2 separate regions of the Homo sapiens genome follow, and region 2 is linked to region 1. The links are chromatin loops, found by intact Hi-C in ENCODE. Cell type or tissue: MCF 10A. All regions are shown on one strand. Links, peaks and the distances in the headings refer to the core of each region. The heading gives the core; the rest is flanking DNA. Region 1 has its middle 92 kb from the start of NPFFR2. Region 2 overlaps ADAMTS3 (ADAM metallopeptidase with thrombospondin type 1 motif 3).

Region 1 (8,350 bases), core at 323-8,322:
GACTACAAGGAAAACAACACCCAAAGTACAGTAAGCTAAGCAGATGGCTATGGAGAAATCAAATTATATCACTTGGGTGAGTGTGACTTTTTCTCCGTTTTGCATGATCCCCCCGATATCTTTGGGGCTTTGAAACCTTGCTGTGTGCATACTAGTGTGATGTTTGGGTATGTCAATATGTGCAGGATAATAATTCATAGTCTAAATTCTGCTGCTTATTCTTCATGTCCCTCACTAAATACCTACCACTTTCTGTACTTCAGTTTCCTATGGAAAAAAATGAGGATAATAATATCCCTTATGAAGAATAAATGAAATGTTGATATTAAAGGACTTTGCCAGCTGAATAGAGCTGTATGTAATACAAATCATAAATGTCCCTCCCAAAGCCAGTCTGAAAGCATTCTCAGATCTCACATGGTACAGAGAGATATCTATAGGAAAGAATGAGTGAGTAATTAGAAGTCTGATTAGATGAAAACAACAGTATTTGAAAAAAATCAATTGACAAATTAAATTTTGATAGGATTAGCATGGATATTGAGAATGTAATCTCATCCAGGTGCTAAGAAAGTTATACAAAGAAATATGAATTTATAGCAAAGGGCAAGGGGCTTGTGTTTATTCTAAAGTTAATATCTGTCTCAATGTTTTTTATTTTGTCTTCCCTACGGCAAGCTTTCTTGAGCTAGGCATTCAGAAAAAGTTATATGGAATTCAAAATGAGTCTGCAAATGTCACAAAATAGCCAAGAAACCAGAACAATTTAAGACTGATGGCAAAATACAATTTTTTTAATACTTACATAACATACTGGAAAAAGTGGCTACACAAAGAAAGGAAAAATTCATGATATTAGAAAATAATAGTTACAATGTATATACTACAATTTTCTTTAGTGTTAGCAATAATTGTTCTCAACTTCAATTCTGATTTAGGCTTTCTACTACTTAGAAAAGAGCAAATTGGGAATCAGAGTAAACTTGAGGGGTTTTTTATAATTCCTTTAAGACATTTAACACAAGCTATTGTGGGTAAAAGCTATTTCTATTCTACTCTCTTCTGAAATCAATCAAAATCAATATGAAGACTAAAAAACAGAAAAAAAATAGTCAAAACCATGAATTTTGATAAATATTTGACAAAAACAATAGAAGTCTTCTTATTTTTACATAGAAGTTGACAGCAATTTTCCTAAACATAATTTCTGTGGTTGGAATTCCATATTGATTTGTCTTTACCAAATAATCTATGTTCACAACATATTGTCTATAATTCCAATTACATAAGTGGATAGATTATTACTATATTTATATAACTGAATAGATTTCTTGTTGTTGTTTTGGTTTGCATTTCCCTGATAACGTATGATGTGGGATATCTCTTTATATGCATTGCTCTCTGTTAAGGTCTTTGGCCCATTTAATCGAGTGGTTGGTGTCCTTATTGTTGAGTTTTAAAAGTTATTTGTGTATTTTGGATAATACTCTTTTATCAGATATGTCTTTGCAAATGTTTCCCCCCAGTTTGTGGCTTGTCCTTCATTCACTTGACTGTCTTTCACAGAGCAGACATTTTTCATTGTTAATAAAGTCCAGTTTATTATTTGTTTCTTTCATGGATAGTATCTTTGGTGTTGCAAGTAAAAAGTCATCACCAAGCCCAACGTCATCTAGATTTCTTCCTATGTTATCTTCTAGGATTTCTATAGTTTTGCATTTTATGTTTAGGTCTGTGGTTCATTTCGAGTTAATTTTGGGGAAGGGTATAATAAGGTCTGCATCTAGATTCACTTCATTGCATGTGGATGCCCAGTTGTTCCAGAATCATTTGTTGAAAAGCTTCTCTTTTCTGTATTGTATTACCTTTGCTCCTTTATTGAAAAATCAATTGACTATATTTATGTGGATCTATTCCTGTGCTCTCTGTTCTGTCTCATTGATCTATTTGTCTGTTCTTGCATCAATAATACACTGTCTTTATTACTAACTGTGGCTGTATAGTATGTCTTTAAATTAGGTAGTATCAGTCCTCCAACTCTGTTCTTCTCCTTCAATGCTGTGTTATCAACTATTCTGCATCGTTGCCTGTCCATATAAATTTTAGAATCAGTTTTTCAGTATCTCCAAAATACTTTGCTGGGAATTTTATTGGATTGTGTTGAATCTGTAGATCAAGTTAGAAAAAAATTGACATCTTGACATTGAGACTTCCTATCTGAGAACATGGGATATCTCTCCATTTATTTAGTTCTTTGGTTTCTTTCATCAGACCTTTGTGGTTTTCCTCACATAGATCTTGTAAATATTTTTTTAGGTTTATACCTAAGTATTTCATTTAGGGGGGTGCTAATATAAATGGCTTTGGGTTTTTAATTCCGAATTCTTCCTGTTCATTGCTAGTATATGGGAAAATGATTGGCTTTTGTGTATCAACCTTGTATTCTGCAACCCTGTTATACTCACTTTTTAGTTCCAGGAGATTGTCGGTTCTTTCAGATTTCCTACATAGATAATCATGTCATCTGCAAAAAAAAAAAAAAAAAAAAAAAAAAGTTTTATTTCTTCCCTCCCAATATGTATACCTTTTATTTCCTTTTTTGTTTGTCTTATTGTACTAGATAGGACTATTATTTCTCCCTTAAAAGTTTTATATCATTCTGTATACAACCCTTAAATCTTATTTTGTGGAAAGTTTGTAATTTTAGATTTATTTTTTTAAAATAAACACTAATTCAGATTTTATATTTCTTCTTATGTGAGTTTTGGTAACTCAAGTGACTTTATGCATATTTGGGAAATTTTATATTTTTTTCAAATTTATTCGCAAAAATGTTTGTAGTAACTCTTTCTATAAATTTAAATACTATGGGTTTTGTGATTACCTCACTTTTTCTTTCCGGTGGTTATAATTTGTGCTTTCTGTCCTTTCATTATCAGTCTTATGAGGGGCTAAGTAGTGTTATTTATCTTTTGGCTTTTCAAAAATTATCTGTGACTACAACTCTGCCTGCTTTTAGGGGCATGTTTAGGAACACATTGTTATTTTACCATTTGAATGAGAACAGCCCTTGGTATCCTAGATTTTCAATCGCTATGGAGATATCACTATATTTAGAGTCCTGATTAAACAAGGAGAAATTCCTTACTGAAACTTCAATTTGATGTTAACTCACACAGCACTTTTTTTTTTTTACAACAGAACACATTACCTTAATAATAATTTTTCATTAAAAATACATATTATGATCCAAATTTATTATTTTCTGCAGTCTTTGGTTCAGATTTCCTCTTTTCATGAGAATTAATTGAAGCCATTTGGAGACAGATAAAAATTGGGGTGTATATTAGGATATACTAAGTTGTGCCATGGTAATAAACCTCAAAATCCTAATGGCTTAAAATAACACAAATTGAGTTTTCGGTCATTTATCATATGTCCTTTGCTGGCCAGAAGGGGGCTCTGCTCATTTTAGTTAATCACAGACCCAAGCCAGTGGCACAGCCATCACTTTGAATGCTGTTGTTTACTGTATTGGCTGGAAGAACTCTTGGGAGGGTTGCCCATTTACCAATAAATGATCTGGTTCCAAAATGGCATCCATTACTCTGATCATAATTAATTGTTTAAAACCTTCTAACACATGACCTCATCTAACTAAAAGATGAGCAGAAAGTGAAATATTCCCATATGCTCAAAAGTGAGAAAACCAAAATTATTTGATAAACAGCACTTATGACTATCAAAGTTTACACTTTGATTTCCACCCAGAAAAGAAGTATAGGAGATAAGAAAAATAATGTTCTTACCAATTAGCATTAACTGTTAACTATGCTTATGAATACTTTTGTAAAAATGATCTATATATGTGATTTTTTAAAAGTAGAGGATAAAAACCATTACGCTATCAATAATTATTTCTGGCATAGGAACATCAGTGATATATATATATGTTATATTCCTTTCCAAGAAATTTTTAATAATCATATATTAGTTTTGTTATTTAAAAATAAAGTTCAAACATAAAAAGAAAGAATAATAAAACTTACCTTGAAGTCAAATATTCAGTTTTTCTGTGTATTTCTCTATTTTTCTCCTTTCACATCCTGGCTTTAATCAATTTTAACCACGGAGTGCATGTGGACTGAAAGAAACCCTCAGGCCTCAATTCAAAAGAAATCAGTGGCCAAGATACATCATAAAAATTCACTTTCAGTGAAATTTTTTCCCACAATTACACATAAGAAATAGTGAAGAAAAACATTTTTCTCTGTTTCAGGTATGCAAAAGGCATTTACAATTAAAATTTCATTGAGATGTGCCCAGGATAAACATCAAGCATTATAAATGTAACTAATTCATAGTAAAATTAAGAATAACAGCTAAAAATAGAGATAATGTTTTGCATTTGAATAGAAATTGAATGTTACCTACTAAGTGCTTCTTAATGAGTAGTTAACACTATTATAGACATATTAATATTTGGATTTATACATTTTTCTTTTAATTAGTGCTTAAACTATAAATAGTGGTGGAAGAAATACAAATTTCAAATAGATCTTCCTTGTCTTCTGTTAATTGCAAAATAAATCGATGTACCATTGAATAGGTCTAATCAGGCTTCCCGAGAGGCCAACCTCTGGAGTGCAGTTTTGGCGACAGTCACTGAATAAAATGTGTTATTGAGAGAAGACTTTGGATATCATGATAATTGTAGTATGTGAGCTTCCTAAGAAGTTTCTTATTCTGAAACAATGCAATAATATGTCTTTTTAATTTTTTAAGAGAAATATAATTTTTTCCCCATGTGATCATCTAGTTTTATCTCACATTTGCCTAGCATTAAATATTCTCCAGATCACAAGGTCAGGAGTTCGAGACCAGCCTGGCCAACATGGTGAAACCCCGTCTCTACTAGAAATACAAAAATTAGCTGGGTAGGGTGGTGCACACCTGTAATCCCAGCTAGTCAGTAGGGTGAGGAAGGAGAATTTCTTGAACCCAGGAGGTGGAGGTTTCAGTGAGCCGAGATCACACCACTGCACTCCAGCACTCCAGCCTGGGCAACAGAGCAAGATTCCATCTCAAAAAAAAAAAAAAAAAAAAAATTCTCCCTAGCTATGAAGATCTCCAAATATCCATCTAACCTTTCAGCAAAACTAAATGGAGTTAAAGCCAGTTAAATCAGTCAATAAGACAGGATTTAGTCTCTATTAAACTCTTTTCATTATTATCATATGTGTGTGGGGAGATAGAGAAAGAGGAAGGAGAGAGGCAGAAAGGTAAAGATAGAGAGAGGGAGAGAAGATGGAGAATGAGAAAGAATTTTAGTTTAATTATAAGACTAATTTTTACTGCTCTTTGGAGTTCTATGGGCCTCCCTATCTATAGTCTCCATAACAATATCAAACAAATTTACATTCAAGTCCTCTAGCTCTACTACTTATAAGCTCAGAAAAGTTACTCAAGAGGGAAAATAGCTATTCTTCATTGTTTGAAAATATTAAGATAAAATATATAGCATAGTTACTTTGGTACCTAGTATAAACTAAGTACTCAATAAATTTTATCTATATACTACCAATAAAAATTGTCATGATTGTTGTTATTATTATTATTATTTGAGGCAGGGTCTTTCTCTGTTGCCATGTTATAGTGCAGTGGCACTTGATGACTCACTCCCCCAGCTCAAGTGATTCTCCCACCTCAGCCTGCCAAGTAACTGGGACCACAGGCATGTACCAGCATGCCCAGCTTTAAAAAAATAAAATAAAATAAAATTTGTAGAAACTGGGTCTTACTATATTGCCCAGGCTGGTCTCTAACTACTTTTATTTTTAATAGGCTATAGATATTCTTGGTGGGCTTCTGTTGTGACAAAGAAGACATGAATTTTTTGAGTCTGTTCATACTTATTACCTTGATTGAAGAGCAACATTCAGAAGCCTCAAGTTCCTTTTTCAGAAAAAAAAATGCTTTCCAATTTATGCTATTAGCTTTTAGATACAATTCAACAAAATATAGAATAGGAACTTAATTTTGCCAAGAATATACAATAAGGATTTATCCACAAACCATGAAAGAAAATGAATGCACGTTTCTGTTAGAATTTAGAAAGAATTTCCCATAGATCTCTGCTATAAGTCATATAGTCTATAGGGTCTGTTCTGTTTGTAGAAGATAGAGTATCCCTCTTTCTCCAGGGATCTCAAGGATTCTCTAGTGGAATCATGAGGTAAGAGGCTAGATGTATTTATCTGAATAGATTCCAGTTCTACAAGACATGTTTTATTTTTTATTTATAGGTAGAAAGGTTACATTTTGATCAGCTTTTTCTGATAAATCTCTGACAAATCAGTATGCCAACAAACACTTCCTTAATTCCCTATATTAATCTTAAGCCATATTTAATAAGTGACTCCACAAATGGCTTATAAAGACATTTTTAAGGGGCACTCAAGCAAATGTGTGAATATAGTTATTATGCTGAGATCATGCAAAAAGAACCTACAATATACTAAGGATCAGGGAAGGCTACTTAAATCGAATGTTCAAAGCAATGTGTTTATGAAGAAATTCTGTTGTCCATATTGATCATAAATCTATTACCATTGTCTCTTTTACTCTATTTGCCCACCAGAAATGTGCTTTTGTTTTTCTTCTCCTTAATCTAGTTTCTAGAAATTAAATTGATTTTGCTTCATATCACTGCACCACCTGAATGCTTCTAGGATCAGAATTTCTCTGGCAATTTTTCTGTTGTCAAATTGGAGCATATCTTGCCACTGTGTTCCAACATTGACTCTAACATGATGGCAATTGCCTGTAATAGTTTGTATCGCTAAACTATAATTAGAGGAATCAGAAATTGAAATCATATAAATTTTATACTGTTTAGATTATATCATGCACAGCTTTGCTCAGTTAATCATTCCTATTTTTTAAAAAAATAAATAGAACCAGGGGATCATCCAATCCTTGAAAATTTAATGACTGAGCACTTGTGCAGTTCTAGGCTCTGTAACTACAAAGATGAGTAAAGCCACAGTCCCTGGCCTGGATAACTCATAGCATTGTGGGGTGGATTGAGCAAGGAAGGGAACGTGATCATAGACTGTTTTTTGATGCATGCTATATTGTAAGCAATTAAATAATCCAGTTTATTCTTGAATCCGAGCAGCAAAAAATTAAAGTGTAATGGAGGGGTCACAAAATATAAATAAAAATTGTTGATAATTCTACACACTAAGAACGATGCTAAGTGGGGTTTGTTTGTTTGTTTTGAGAGGAAGATTTGCTCCTGTTGTCCAGGCTGGCGTGTAATGGCGTGATCTCAGCTCACTGCTTCCTCAGCCTCCTAGGTTCAGGTGATTCTTCTGCCTCAGCCTCCGGAGTAGCTGGTATTACAGGCATGTACCACCACACCCAGTTAATTTTGTATTTTTAGTAGAGACTGGTTTCTCCCTGTTGGTCAGGCTGGTCAGGTGATCTGCCCGCCTCGGCCTCCCAAAGTGCTTGGATTACAGGCGTGAGCCACCGCACCCAGCCAGTGTTTTAAATGTAATATTTTAAGTAATACCTATTGCAACATTATAAAACAGAGATCATTCTTATTTAATAAATGAAGAAACTAGAACTAAGAGGTTTAAGCAGCTTTCCCAAAATCACAAAGCTAGATTGGGAATCGAACTGAAGGCGTGGGGGTAGTAATAGGAGAAAATAAACTAGGTTCCAACCTCTGCGATTGTTTATGGGTACAGAAGAGGAGTAAAAATAAGCCACCAAAATAAGCACAGAAAGCACAGTAGTCCCTCCATCCACTGTATCAAATATTTAGATAGCTGAATTGTAACTTTCTGTTCTCTCTCTTTTTAACCAGATCATGAGCTTTTTCAGAGCAATAACATTGTCATGCTCATTTTTATATTCCTTTGCCTTGAATTCTGCTATAAAATGAATATTGAATGGCTATTGACTCAACCACTAAGCATGTATCCTATTTAGGAGCTATATTTCAAAATAGTCACTTCAAAGAGGAAATGCCAGTTTCAGAAGGCCAGTTCTCAGCTCATAATTCTATTCTACAGTAATACATAAGTGCATAATTGAAATACAGCATACCAGTTTTAAGTTTCACAGCAAAAGAAATTGAAATTTCCTGCTGATATATTGTAAGAATCAAGTTTATTTAATTTTGTATTTATTGCATGTAACACTCACTATGTTAAAAATTTACTCAAAAGTTAAATATTTTAGAAATGTATGATGTTAAAGCTTTAAATGTTTATTAGACAAATAAAGACTACATTTTTTTCCCATTCTCCATTCTCCCCAGCACCATTTGCATTAT
Region 2 (8,350 bases), core at 148-8,147, 350 kb before region 1:
CTGTGGAAGTTCTGGCTATCAGCTTCGCACTGTACGCTGCCTTCAGCCACTCCTTGATGGCACCAACCGCTCTGTGCACAGCAAATACTGCATGGGTGACCGTCCCGAGAGCCGCCGGCCCTGTAACAGAGTGCCCTGCCCTGCACAGTGGAAAACAGGACCCTGGAGTGAGGTAGGTGTGTGAATTCCGTGCATGCATAAGTAAAGTGTGTGTGTAAGCATGTGTAGATATTTTAATTTGGCTTAAACATCAGTTAGGCTTTGTGTGAACTGAGAAACTACTGCATATTTTGTAATTACCTGGAGGTGTTAGGAAAAATTAATGCTTTAAGACAGTACATGTTAGGGGCAAACCATGTTTATGTGTTTCATAACATAGAGAAGAAGTCTGAAAGATGACTGTTCTTTTGTCTAATATTTTTGTTGACTTCCCTATTCCTTCAGTATAAATTCCAAACCCCTGATATTGAATGCAGGGCCCAGCACCATTTGGCACTGCACTAACTCCTCTTATTCTTTCTTCATTCCAACTCTTTGTCCCAGTTCGAGTAAACTTCACACTGTTCCAAACAGACCATGCTTGTTTGAGCCTCCTACCTTTCAGCTGACTTGTACTCCCCCTCCTCCTACCTGATAATCTCTCCTTCTCCACCAAACCTCATCTCCGTAGTCCAAATGACCACCTTCCAGGTGGTACCTTTCCTGGCAGTTCCTCCTGTATATCTGAAATGCAGTACAACTTAACTTTACCATGCTGTTCATGACAGAGTATTATAACTCTGATTCTTGAATCTATATTTGCCACTAGTACACACATTTCTCAAAAATAGTATGCCTTGTTTCCTCAGCACTCAGCTAGTGCCTAGCATACCTGTCCAGATGATGTTTGTTTGCTAATTGGCTGACTCAATGTTGCATTGTCAGCTATTACCACCTGTCTTAGATATTTCTAAAGACTCAAAATAAGAAATCTTGGGGTCATAGGAGAATAGTTTATAGGAGGAAAGGGCATGAAAAAGCAGACAGAAGACTAAAGAGTAAGTGGAGAATAAGCCCAGAAAGGAAGAAACAAGCAAGTTGTCTTATCTATTTCTTGCTGCTTTAACAGAATTCCACAGATTGGGTAATTTATAAAGAACAAAAGTTTATTTGGCATATGGTTCTGGAGGCTGCAGAGTCCAAGAGTATGGCACTGGCATCTGGAGAGGGTCTTCCTGTAGCTGAAGGCATCACATGGCAAGGAGGCATGCAAGAGAGACACAGAGGATCCTTCTATCAGTAGCCCATTCCTGCAATAACTAACCCATTCCCAAGATAATAGCATTAACCCATGCCCATAAATCACCTCAGAAAGGTCCCACCTCTTAAAGGTCCCTCTCAACATTGTTACAATGGCAGTTAAATTTCAACCTGAGTTTTGGAGGGGACATTCAAACCATAGTACAAGTGCAGGTCACCCACATAGGATGATAATGATAACACATATCAAAGTCTCAGTAGAAGTCCCTCCTCCACAGCACCTTCCTAGGGCCATTACATGGAACTTTCTGAGCTTAGTTTTAGAGCAGTAAACCTTTTCATTAGAGAAATGAACTTAAGAGCACAGAGAAATAGTAGTTCCAAGGATGTTGAATTAACCATCCAAGGCAACTTATCAGTAAATTCTGCTATCTGTAAGAAAGAAGTGAGGACTGTCAATACTATGATTGGGTCCCTGAGAACAGACATCATCAACATTGTATTTAGAAACTACAGCAGATGTTACCATTGTTATTAATCATGGCTTCTTTCATATGATATGCTTACTAGGTGTCAGGAATTTTGTTACTGCTTTATACACTTTGTTCCTTTGCCTTCATTTAGTCCTAAAACAATCTTATAAGACAGGTATTATTATCCCAGCTTTCCACTAGATAAGGAAGGTGAATCTTATGTAGAAAAAACAATGCTCCCAGGCTGGTAAATAATGGAGTCAGAATATAAACTCAGTAGTATCTGTCTTCAAAACCACTGTGCAGCATTACTTAATAGAGAACCCACTCCAGATCTCTGTGTCTTTGTGTGTGTGTGTGTGTGTGTGTGTGTGTGTGTGTGTGTGTGTGTATGTGCATGGTCTTGGTGCAATAAATGTCTGTAACCACAGCCTTTGTCTCTGCAGTGTTCAGTGACCTGCGGTGAAGGAACGGAGGTGAGGCAGGTCCTCTGCAGGGCTGGGGACCACTGTGATGGTGAAAAGCCTGAGTCGGTCAGAGCCTGTCAACTGCCTCCTTGTAATGGTAGGTGTCACACCAATTGACTTCACTGCTCTGATGTTTTTAAACCTCAAAAAGCAGAATTTCCTTTTGAGAGAAGTTATAGAATTTATATTTGTTTACTGATAAATAACCAAAGGAAAACACCTGTGAAATATTAGTCCAGTTCAGTTCTTTAAGATCAGCATTTGAGGTAATGTCCTACACTTTTTAATTATCATGATCACTATAGCCCTGCCATTTCTGGCTGGTGGCATTGGAGTGAGGGCTGTGCCATGTATATGTAACGTCTATCAATTTGTGTTGCTAATAGGAACCACTTAATTTTTCCTTGTTATATTTAACTATAACTTCACATCTTTATTAAAAGCATAATTTTGCAAAGATTTTGAAATATTTTACTAAAATTATTCAATTTTGATCTGTGGGTAATGTTACTCAACCCTAAAGCCATTTCCAATAACTGTCTGTCCATAGAGTAACTTCAAACAGACACCTTGCACATAGGATAAAATTCAGCATTTGCCTGACCTGCCAACTTGCTGTATGGCAAAAGCAGAGTATATTTTCTTTATTTAGTCAATTTGCTATTTTAAAACAGCAAAATGGGGCCAGGTGCGGTGGCTCATGCCTGTAATCCCAGCACTTTGGGAGGCCAAGGTGGGTGAATCACCTGAGGTCAGGAGTTCGAGACCAGCCTGAACAACATGGTAAAACCCTGTCTCTACTAAAAATACAAAAATTAGCTGGGCATGGTGGCGCATGCCTGTAATTTCAGCTACTTGGGAGGCAGAGGCAGGAGAATTGCTTGAACCCAGGAGACAGAGGTTGCAGTGAGCTGAGATCACGCCACTGCATTCCAGCCTGGGTGACAGAGTGAGACTCCATTTCAAAACATAAGTAAATAAAACAAGCAAAATATATTGGATGGTTTTGGGCTCTATCACTGTCTCCTTCTGCCTCCATTTCCATAGCTCTCTATCCACATCTCTGTCTGTCCTGTGCTCGGTCATCTGTGTCTCCATTTGCTGTCCTCTGTCTCTCTCTTATTTTTGGTGTCTGTCTTGCTCTGTCTCTGATGAGCTGTCACCTGCTGCCTGTATGTGGCTCATTTTCTATGTCAGCCACACATGCTTTTTCGAGGCCTTACTCTTTCTTCTTGCTGTCCTTCCCTCTCCCTCTCCTAGTCTCCCTGGCTGTACCTCCTATCATTCTTTTTCCCTCTCATCTTCTCTCTCCTCCTGCCTCTTCCTGGCTCTCTCTTTCCCCTCTTTCCTTGTTCCATGTGTCTGTCTCCCTTTCTCTCCCATTTTCTCTTTCTCGGTGTCCTCCCCTTCACCCTCTCCCTTTCTCTTTCTTTATCCTCCCCTTCCTCTCCAACTTGGTATGTCTGTCTCTGTCTCTCCATCTCTTCCACCTCTCTCTCTCTCCCTGTCTCTTATCTCCTCCACTGCCTTAGTCTGTTCTAGCTGCTATAACAAAATACCTGAGACTGGGTACTTTATTAAAAAAAAATTATTGCTCAGAGTTCTAAGTCTAGAAGCCCATGATCAAGGCATCAGCAGATTTAGTGTCTGGTGAGGGCTTCCTAGATGGTGCCTTGTTTTTCTGTCCACATGTGGTGAAAAGGGCCAGGGAGCTCCCTTGATTCTCTTTTATAAGGGCATGAATTGCATTCATAAGCGCTCCACCCTGATGGCCTAGTCACCTCCCAAAGTCCCCACCCTGTTAGTACCATTGCCGTGAGGATTAGGTTTCAACAAAGGAATTTTGGGGGCACACATTCAGGCCATACCCACCTTTTTCCTCTCCTTCCAGCCTCTTTTTCTCTACTCCTCCATCTTTTACTCCTTGTGTCTGTCTCTTTCTCCTCCTATCTTTCTCTTCCTAGCCCCTCCACTGACATCTTTTTCTCTTCCTGTCTCATTTTCTCTCCCCAAGTCAGTCTCTCGCCACCCCCATCTGTTTGTTGCACTCTCTCTTCCGTTATATTTTCTTCTCCTGCCTTGTTTTCCTAGCCCACCCATCCCCATCCACCACAACCCTTCTCTTAAATGCAGTTCTGCTAAAGCCACGACAGTGACAACTGTGGACGTTGTTTTCACATATTAGAAGACTCAGGCCTAAAGAAGTTGCTTTTTCCTTGGCCTCCAACACCATAAGTAAGACATTGTTTGAATATTGACATCTGCTGAATGGTGCTTTTTGTCAAGAAAATTGGCAAAGCACTATCTTGTCAAATGTTTTATTTTTTGAAGCTCATTTTCAGGCTTTAAGTCTTCAACCCTTATAAATTACTTCATTATAAATTTTCATCTGAAATATATTATAGCAAGAACATATCTGACCATGAGAGGGAGACATAGGACTTATATATTTAATCATTTTACTTTGGAAAGTATTGACATATGTAAGAGCTCAAAATACAAATCAAAACCAAAAGAACAAACTTTACTCAGAAGTTTTAACATATACTGTCACCAGAATATTTTATTCTTATGTAGTTATTCCTGTTAAGAGGCTGCCACTTTGTAAGTAAGCTTTATTGATCTTGGAGCTGGTACAGCTGTGCATTTCTACAGACGTGCCCAATGGTTAGCAAGAATTTTCTTGATTCTCCTTCTTTAGCCAGAAGAAATTGTTTTGAATATAAAACCAGGGAGCTAATAAGATAGCTTAACTATCATAGTGATTTCATATCCCTTTTAGTTGTTCTGTTGTTCTAAAATTGAGGCCCAAAGGGCAATCCTAAGAGTTCTAACGGTCACATGTTTCTACCATATTTGAAGTAAAATAAGTAATACTTTCTATCAGAATCTCAAACTGCTATTAGAATCAAATGGCCTTTTGAGACCATGTGTGAATCTCTTTTCCAGAACCTCTTATAATGATTTGGGGGTGGAACGAGAAGTCTGAAAAGTTGCCTTAATTTTTTTGTAATTGATTGATTTTTTTCATGTGACTCCATATTTTGATTGATTGTACCATTTTTTTTTTTTTTTTTTGCCTGTAAGCTCTTCTCATTTATCAGTAGGCAAATTCCCATAAGGTTAATGTATTCCTTTGCTCTTATTTTTCTCAGAATATCTCTCCCTTTTGCTCCTCCACACAAAAGTAAATTCTGGCCCTAATGAAACCCAGGTTATGAACAGGACTCTGCAATGCCAAAGTGCTCACACTTAGACATGGGAGACCTTTGGTTGGACTCCTTCTCTAACTCAGAGAAAACAGGTCGTACTTCTAAGAGGGGCCTCCTAACAGGGGCGATGAGGGAAAGGGGTTAGAGGAAAAAGAGAGGACAAGATCGAATAATGTCCTCTCCTCTTGAGACCTAGAGCCTGACACATACAGAAAGAAGACATTTTTCTTATTTTAAGATACAGGTTTTCAAAAAAAATTCACACATGAGAAAATATTTAAGGTGAAACTCATTAATATAATGCTCATTCATAACATAATTAGATGATGACCTAGCTTATATGAAGTATTCAGACACATTATACCATATAATAGACCTGCACATGTCAAGCATATATGAGTCATTTCACAATTTGGGAAGTGGACATCGTATTACAGCTCAATGTTGGTAATTTTAGTCCTCTATTGGCTTCGCCAGCTGACTCTCTCTTTTTTTGTTTCTAACTTTAGAAAAAGGATTTTTTCAATTTTTGGGGAGTTATGTAGCAGGCCTCTTTCTTAGCAGTATAGTATTACCCAATAATAGGCTGTAACTTTAAGTGATTCTATTACATAAATGCCACAATTGACAGTTCTTTGCATTTCTTCTTTGGGCATGGATCAGTGTTTCTGTGTTGCACATATGCAGGGATGCTACTCTATGCACTGGTTCTGTTATCAGAGAGGCACAGGATATGTCTTTATTTCATAAGGTATACCCAGGATGACTAAAACTATGCACAAGTTAACATTTTTATGAGCTTAATATTTGGATTATCTGAAATCCAATTCTTGTAACCTGGAATCAATAAAATTTTAAAGTAATAAAAATAATGTGTACACATGCAGTATGAAGTGTTTTAGAAGTGTTACTTTAGATGTTATCAAGTGTTTTATGAGTATTACTTTAGTAATTTTTAGACAAAGTGCTGTCAATTCAATGAAATTACATTTTATGAGTGTTACTAAGTATCCTTTAAACATAAAGTACTGTCAATTCAATAAAATTAAATGTAAGAACCATGAATTATTCATAAGAAATTTGGCATACTTTACCCAAATTTGTGCATTCAAATAACAAATAATCTGAGAATATTCAATGATAAACATGAAACTATTTTATTCAAACTGGAGAATTTTTTTTTTTTTTTTTGAGACAGAGTCTCGCTCTGTCACCCAGGCTGGAGTGCAGTGGCACAATCTTGGCTCACTGCAAGCTCCACCTCCTGGGTTCACGCCACTCTCCTACCTCAGCCTCACGAGTAGCTGGGACTACAGGCGCCTGCCACCGCGCCTGGCTAATTTTTTTTGTATTTTTAGTAGAGACGGCTTTTCACTGTGTTAGCCAGGATGGTCTCGATCTCAAACTGGAGAATTTTTTTAAATCAAGATGGTATTTTGATTATTCTTTGGAGAATACCTTTGTAAGATTTGTTTTGTTTTTACAAGTGTTTAGTATTTATTTTGATTTCACATTTTAACGTAATGTAGGGAGTACCCTCTGAGAAAGTCAGAAATACCATAAAATAAAAATACAGATGCCCCTTTGCATCCTAAAAATTTAACCACAACGTTAAATAAATTATCTTTGCCCATTCTAAAATCAGATATAGGTTCCTACTTGGAGAAAAAAATACCCTCTGTGGTCTGAAGACTCCTGGTGGAAATATTAAAATAATGATCATCACAAGGACTTTGTAGACAAAGAACTACTTATTTTAGTGAATTCATTCTAATATTCATATTTTTAATGCAAAAGCTCGTGTGGATCACTCCCGTTAGTGTCAGATTGCACTTAAATCTTTTTACATTCATTAAAAATTTTAATTTTTTTCCTCCTTTTATTTTATGTTTAGATGCTAGTGTTAGTTTATTTTCTTTTTATTTTTGCAGATGAACCATGTTTGGGAGACAAGTCCATATTCTGTCAAATGGAAGTGTTGGCACGATACTGCTCCATACCAGGTTATAACAAGTTATGTTGTGAGTCCTGCAGCAAGCGCAGTAGCACCCTGCCACCACCATACCTTCTAGAAGCTGCTGAAACTCATGATGATGTCATCTCTAACCCTAGTGACCTCCCTAGATCTCTAGTGATGCCTACATCTTTGGTTCCTTATCATTCAGAGACCCCTGCAAAGAAGATGTCTTTGAGTAGCATCTCTTCAGTGGGAGGTCCAAATGCATATGCTGCTTTCAGGCCAAACAGTAAACCTGATGGTGCTAATTTACGCCAGAGGAGTGCTCAGCAAGCAGGAAGTAAGACTGTGAGACTGGTCACCGTACCATCCTCCCCACCCACCAAGAGGGTCCACCTCAGTTCAGCTTCACAAATGGCTGCTGCTTCCTTCTTTGCAGCCAGTGATTCAATAGGTGCTTCTTCTCAGGCAAGAACCTCAAAGAAAGATGGAAAGATCATTGACAACAGACGTCCGACAAGATCATCCACCTTAGAAAGATGAGAAAGTGAACCAAAAAGGCTAGAAACCAGAGGAAAACCTGGACAACCTCTCTCTTCCCATGGTGCATATGCTTGTTTAAAGTGGAAATCTCTATAGATCGTCAGCTCATTTTATCTGTAATTGGAAGAACAGAAAGTGCTGGCTCACTTTCTAGTTGCTTTCATCCTCCTTTTGTTCTGCATTGACTCATTTACCAGAATTCATTGGAAGAAATCACCAAAGATTATTACAAAAGAAAAATATGTTGCTAAGATTGTGTTGGTCGCTCTCTGAAGCAGAAAAGGGACTGGAACCAATTGTGCATATCAGCTGACTTTTTGTTTGTTTTAGAAAAGTTACAGTAAAAATTAAAAAGAGATACCAATGGTTTACACTTTAACAAGAAATTTTGGATATGGAACAAAGAATTCTTAGACTTGTATTCCTATTTATCTATATTAGAAATATTGTATGAGCAAA

What was found. Peaks named below come from ENCODE experiments on the same cell type or tissue, not always from the same donor. Only the 100,000 strongest peaks of a DNase experiment are listed, where the experiment ranks them.
Region 2: a loop joins it to region 1, with 4 times the contacts of the local background. A loop is called at or near these places in 2 of 110 quality-filtered maps.

Annotation. Positions count from the first base shown.
Region 1 is chr4:71,936,317-71,944,666 of GRCh38, reverse strand. No RefSeq gene overlaps it. Among named protein-coding and RNA genes, the nearest start is that of NPFFR2, 92 kb to the left of the region's middle. In MCF 10A, for the core only: CTCF peaks have their summits at 3,268 and 3,470 (motif pointing right); no DNase peak of the experiment used is centred there.
Region 2 is chr4:72,282,677-72,291,026 of GRCh38, reverse strand. ADAMTS3 (ADAM metallopeptidase with thrombospondin type 1 motif 3) reads left to right here. Exons shown (of 22, transcript NM_014243.3): 20 at 1-172; 21 at 2,159-2,276; 22 at 7,323-8,350. The coding sequence ends at 7,891. Among named protein-coding and RNA genes, the nearest start is that of NPFFR2, 250 kb to the right of the region's middle. In MCF 10A, for the core only: a CTCF peak has its summit at 4,613; no DNase peak of the experiment used is centred there.